2 separate regions of the Homo sapiens genome follow, and region 1 is linked to region 2. Evidence: read pairs that join two places in POLR2A ChIA-PET (ENCODE). Cell type or tissue: HepG2. All regions are shown on one strand. Links, peaks and the distances in the headings refer to the core of each region. The heading gives the core; the rest is flanking DNA. Region 1 overlaps LOC102723831 (a long non-coding RNA gene). Region 2 overlaps RMND1 (required for meiotic nuclear division 1 homolog).

The links. Peaks named below come from ENCODE experiments on the same cell type or tissue, not always from the same donor. Only the 100,000 strongest peaks of a DNase experiment are listed, where the experiment ranks them.
Region 1: POLR2A ChIA-PET joins it to region 2 with 8 read pairs; 3 of 35 experiments call an interaction of 5 or more read pairs at or near these places.

Annotation. Positions count from the first base shown.
Region 1 is chr6:151,206,809-151,209,724 of GRCh38, reverse strand. The region is part of intron 1 of LOC102723831 (a long non-coding RNA gene); the gene reads left to right. Among named protein-coding and RNA genes, the nearest start is that of AKAP12, 32 kb to the left of the region's middle. RefSeq lists an enhancer at 1,150-1,649. In HepG2, for the core only: no CTCF peak of the experiment used is centred there; a DNase peak (open chromatin) is centred at 1,314; H3K4me3 peaks cover 707 bases.
Region 2 is chr6:151,404,992-151,407,907 of GRCh38, reverse strand. RMND1 (required for meiotic nuclear division 1 homolog) reads left to right here. Exons shown (of 12, transcript NM_017909.4): 11 at 2,072-2,188; 12 at 2,641-2,916. The coding sequence ends at 2,673. Among named protein-coding and RNA genes, the nearest start is that of ZBTB2, 15 kb to the right of the region's middle. In HepG2, for the core only: a CTCF peak has its summit at 1,665 (motif pointing left); a DNase peak (open chromatin) is centred at 1,647.

The sequences.
Region 1 (2,916 bases), core at 101-2,600, 200 kb after region 2:
ACATTGTCGGGGCTAGCTGGGCTCCTTGGGAAATGGAGGGTGCAGTGGGCGCCAGGGCAGGGGAAAAGCTTATCGAGAACAAGAGCAGGATGCAGGGAACGAGCAGAAAATAAACCTGAACTCTGTCTCGATTACAATTAAGTGTTTGCCACCGGAAAGCAATTTAAACAGACAGCAGCCACCTCAGCTGCTAGTGCCTGTGGGCTCGTATGACCAATCCCGGCCGTGTAGCTATTCTTAGTCACAGTTTCTCCCGACTCAATCTGCAGTAGAAGTGAAGAGACTCTTCTACCTGTAATACAGAGCTGTCCTTCCTCCCTTTATCCTTGATTTTTACCCTTTGTTCTGCAGTCTCTGTTAGTGTGTGTTCTGGACATAATAAAATATGGCTAGTTAATTCAAGCAAAAGCTTGCAGTGACTTGGCAAAGCATTATCAAGATGAATGGGAGGACAGGCAGAGGATAAAATGAGGTTGAAACTGGCTTGCCTTGTATTCAAAAATCCTAACTCCTCTTTTTACTGATTATCTTAGCTATGCATTTTTTTGTAAAGCCTCTTGAATTCAAACTGGATAAAGCTTTCTTTCTTTCAAATGTGCTTAATAACTAGGACCTGCATCTGACATTCACTGTGTCATTGCAGTGACTATAAATGCTTCCTTTAAGTCTGTGTAATTTCTAAATCAAATGTTCAGAAACCAACAGAAATGTTTATTCTTGGATAAATTAACTATGATTCAACAACTTTGTGCTCTAATTTATGGAAGAGATTCTCTCTCCATCAGTGACTTTGGCTGGGTTGTGTTAGAGATGAGCAATGCGCATCAGTGAGGCTTGCCTGGATCTTCCTTGTCAGGTTGGGTATGTCTCATAAAATTAGTTGAAAGGGCTGGGCATGGTGGCCCATGCCTGTAATCCCAGCACTTTGGGAGGCCCAGGTGGGTGGATCACTTGAGGTCAGGAGTTTGAGACCAGCCTAGACAACATGGCAAAACCCTGTCTCTACAAAAAATACAAAAATTAGCGGGGCATGGTGACATGCGTCTATAGTCCCAGCTACTGGGAAGGCTGAGGCAGGAGAATGACTTGAACCCAGAGGCGGAGGTTGCAGTGAGCCGGGATCACGCCACTGCACTCCAGTCTGGGTGACAGAGCAAGACTTTGTCTCAAAACAAAAAACAAACAAAAAAAGATTAATTGAAACGTAAAGAGAGAAATTGCAAGTGACAGGAGCACCTGAGTCACAGGGGTGGCACATATACAATGGGTGTGGACTTTGTGAAGGGAAGGATGAGAGTGTGTCATACTGTGGCCAAGATCACAGCCTTTACTGCCAGACAGATCCGACTCTACTGCTGTGTGACCTTGGATGGATTGCTTAATGTCTCTACACTTTCATTTCTGTTTTATCATGTGTGAAGTGGGGATATAAAAGACAATCTAGGCCGGGCGCGGTGGCTCATGCCTGTAATCCCAGCACTTTGGAAGTCTGAGGCAGATGGGTCAGGAGTTCAGGAGTTCGAGACCAGCCTGGCCAATATGACAAAACCCCGTCTCTACTAAAAATACAAAAAAATTAGCCAGGCATGGTGGCAGGCGTCTGTGGTTCCAGCTACTTGAAAGGCTGAGGCAGGAGGATTGCTTGAACCTGGGAGGTGGAGGTTGCAGGGAGCCGAGATCACACCACTGCACTCCAGCCTGGGTGACAGAGCGAGGCTCCATCTCAAAAAAAAAAAAAAAAGCCAATGTACAAAAGATTGTTGAAAGGATTCCATGAGATAAAAGATGCAAGGCATTAAGCCCAGGAGAGAAACATTAGCTGTTGCCATTTTTTTTCTTTTCCTTCAAGAGTATGCTAATTTATTTTGTTACTGTTCTAATCCTAGCTCTACCTTATGACTGTGGAAGCTTGGGCAGGACTGCTGAAACCTGGTTCTTCCTTTCTAAAATGGGGCTGTTAACATCTTCTTGATGGGATTACTGTGAGAATGAACAGACAGAATGATGTGTGTGAAGAATGCCTGACACAGACAGTGCCTGGCAGAGTGCATGCAGTCAATCAATTTCAGGGCCCCCTTCTCACTCCTGACCCCTTCATGGAGAGACCACAGGCCGAAATCATAGACGCTCTGGATGTGAGGTACTATGATGAAAGCCAAAAATCAGGGCATGGTGGCTCACGCCTGTAATCCCAACACTTTGAGAGACCAAGGCGAGCAGATCATCTGAGGTCAGGAGTTCAAGACCAGCCTGCCCAACATGGCAAAACCCCACCTCTACTAAAAAAAATACAAAAAATTAGCCAGGCGTGGTGGCAGGCACCTGTAATCCCAGCTACTTGGGCGGCTGAGGCAGGAGAATCACTTGAACCTGGGAGGCAGAGGTTGCAATGAGCTGAGATCGCACCACTGCCCTCCAGCCTGGGCCACAAGAGTGAAACTCCAAAAAAAAAAAAAAAAAGCCAAAAAACAAAAAACAACTCCCCCGATGATTCTGATGTGAATGAAATCAGGGTAAGACCCTACATTGTCTAGAGGTTTGATGGTAGATCCTGGGACAGTGAAACTTATCTACTTCTATTTTTCTTCTTTTGAAACAAGGTCTCGCTATGTTGCCCAGGCTGGACTCAAACTCCTGGGCTCAAGCGATCCTCCGAATTCAGCCTCCAGAATAGCTGGAATTAGAGGTGTAAGCCACCACACCCAGTGCTACCTACCTCTATTTTCACCACAGACATAGAGTGTAAGTTCTCTTACTCACAAATGCCAGCCATTGGTCATGAGGAAAATCAAGCTCATCTTTATTCCTGAAAATCCATTTTCTTAGTCAGCTGGCGCTGCCATGAAAAAATACCACAGGCTGGGTGGCTTAAACTACAGTCATTTATTTCTCATAATTCTAGGGGCTGGGAAGTCT
Region 2 (2,916 bases), core at 167-2,666:
ACGGAGTCTCGCTCTGTCGCCCAGGCTGGAGTGCAGTGGCGCGATCTTGGCTCACTGCAAGCTCCACCTCCCGGCTGGGTTCACACTATTCTCCTGCCTCAGCCTCCTGACTGGCTGGGACAACAGGGGCCGCCACAACACCCGGATAATTTTTTTGTATTTTTAGTAGAGATGGGGTTTTACCCTGTTAGCCAGGATGGTCTTGATCTCCTGACCTCGTGATCCTCCTGCCCCAGCCTCCCGAAGTGTTGTGATTATAGGCAAGAGCCACTGCACCCGGCCATAGGGACTCTTGCTTGCACATTTCAGTGTGTTGTCAGATGCTTGGATTGAGGTTCGAAGCTAAGTTGTTAGACTTAATAATAGACTTTGGGACGTTTAGGAGAGTTGTGGTAATATAAACTAAAGGAATAAATTGGATGATGATGAGGTAGTGGAGGAAGAAAATGTTGCCTGTTTTTTGGCCCAAGTTGAAAGAAAATGCAAGAGGCTGAATCAGTAGTCTGAAGAGAGAAGCAAGCTTAAGGATGAACATTAAAGACCAAGATCAAGCAGCCAATAGAAACAGACATTAAGAAAGGGCAAGAGGAAAGGAAAACAGGGAGGGGAAAGGAAGAGGGAAGAGGCATGCTCTACACATCTATACAGATTAGAAACTACAGGGTGACCATAACGCCTGGAAATAGGGGCAAATGGTGGAGTGTGGTTCAGTCAGTTAGTCCTGTGGTTCTGTGAGTAAGACAGTTTTTTTTTGGAGACAGGATCTCACTTTGGCACCCAGGCTGGAGTGCAGTGGCATGATCTTGGCTCATTGCAGCCTTGACCACCTGAGCTCAAGCAATCCTCCCACCTCATCCCTGCCAAGTAGCTAGAACTACAGGCACACACCACCATGCCTGGCTAATTTTTTTGTAGAGACAGGGTTTCACTGTGTTGCCCAGGCTGGTCTCCAACTCCTGAGCTCAAGTGCGCCTCCTGCCTCAGCCTCCCAAAATGCTAGGATTACAGGCATAAGCCACCGAGCCCAGCCTAGTAAGGCAGTTTAATGCTATGTGCAAAAATCGTAACATGGTGCAGTTAACGCATTCCAATCAACCCCTGAACACGTACCTGTGATTCATCTCTTAATGTTCACTGACCAAACCTGTAACTTCAGCATACCCATGAGACAAACTGTTTTAAAATTTTGCTTTCAGGATTTCCAGTAGCAAGTGATATATAAAGATATTAGGTAGGTATTTAACAGTTATCACATCCAGGCCTGGCACGGTGGCTCACGCCTGTAATCCCAGCACTTTGGGAGGCCGAGGCGGGCGGATCACAAGGTCAGGAGATCGAGACCATCCTGGCTAACATCATCTCTACTAAAAATACAAAAATTAGCCGGGCGTGGTGGCGGGCACCTGTAGTCCCAGCTATTTGGGAGGCTGAGGCAGGAGAATGGCGTGATCCCAGGAGGCAGAGCTTGCAGTGAGCCGAGATCCGCCATTACACTCCGGCCTGGGCGACAGAGGGAGACTCCATCCCAAAAAACAACAACAACAACAAAAAAAAAAGTTGTCACATCCAAATTTTGAATTCAGGGACTTTATTTTCTTTGAACCCCCACAGCCAGCTTGTTTGGAGGCATCGGAATGCAGAACTGTTGCAGTTCAGTTGAAAGCAATGCCATCTAGTGGTGTGTGTACAGCAGGTCAAATGTTAAGCGTAGATTTTCTAGTAGAAAGTAAATTATCTTTAGGTCTTGCTAAAAAACATTATGTTTCAAGTTTGCCTCTTTTAACTGCTAAAAAGGGCAGCTACTAAAAACTAGGACTCAAAAACCTATTTTTAGTTCTTCCATCAAAATCTTACAAATAGAAGAGCTTCAGTATGCAAAGTATTTCTTGCAGTTAAATTTGTACATTACAAAATGTCTCTGGACGGATTCACAAGAAACTGATAATGTTGGTGGCTGCCTTTGGGGAGAGGACTGAGGAGCAGGATTTTTCACTGTATAGCTATAGAATTTTTATGTGTATGACCGTATTAAATTGTTTAAATACATGTTACTGAAATTTTTCTTACATAGGTCATGAATGAAAAACTTCAGCACTGCATGGAACTAACAGATCTAATGCGGAATCACCTGAATGAGAAGAGGGCACTCCGCTTGGAGTGGATGATTGTCATCCTCATTACCATAGAGGTAAGATGGAAATGCTCTGTACTATGATCAGTTACCATCTTTTCACAAATACAGGGGCTATGCTAATAAGATAGTTTGAGATAGAAAATTATTAGCAGAAAAGAGGCTGACTTTGTTATCATTACTAACTCTATTTGGAAGTTTCAAATTACTATTTGCAAATGCATTAAAAGTAATTCTTGAAAAGGTTCCACTTTTTAAAATTTGAGAGTAGACCTCAAGGTTCTGCTTTTAAAGACAGCATTTGGAAAAAGTTCTAGCTGTAAATTTATAATGTACAGCTCAACATCAAATCAAGCACCCGTACCTCCAATTCATAGGTTGCCACGTGAGAAAGGGCAAACATTTACCTTACTTCAGGAGCATTTCTCATTAATCACAATCTTGGAAGTCATTTTAGTTTGTACCCATAATTTGCCCGTCATGAAATAATTCTCACTTTCTATTCTAAGGTAATGTTTGAGCTGGGACGAGTATTTTTCTGATCAAGTGATAACCAAAGTGTCACTGCAAGAGATATTCAAGTTCTACAATCAAAAATTAAATGTTCGGCCCGGCGCGGTGCCTCATGCCTGTAATCCCAGCACTTTCGGAGGCCAAGAAGGGTGGCTTGAGATGAGATCAGGAGCTCAAGACAAGCCTGGCCAACATGGTGAAACCCCATCTCTACTAAAAATACCAAAATTAGCCAGGTGTGTTGGCACACGCCCGTCATCTCAGCTACTCAG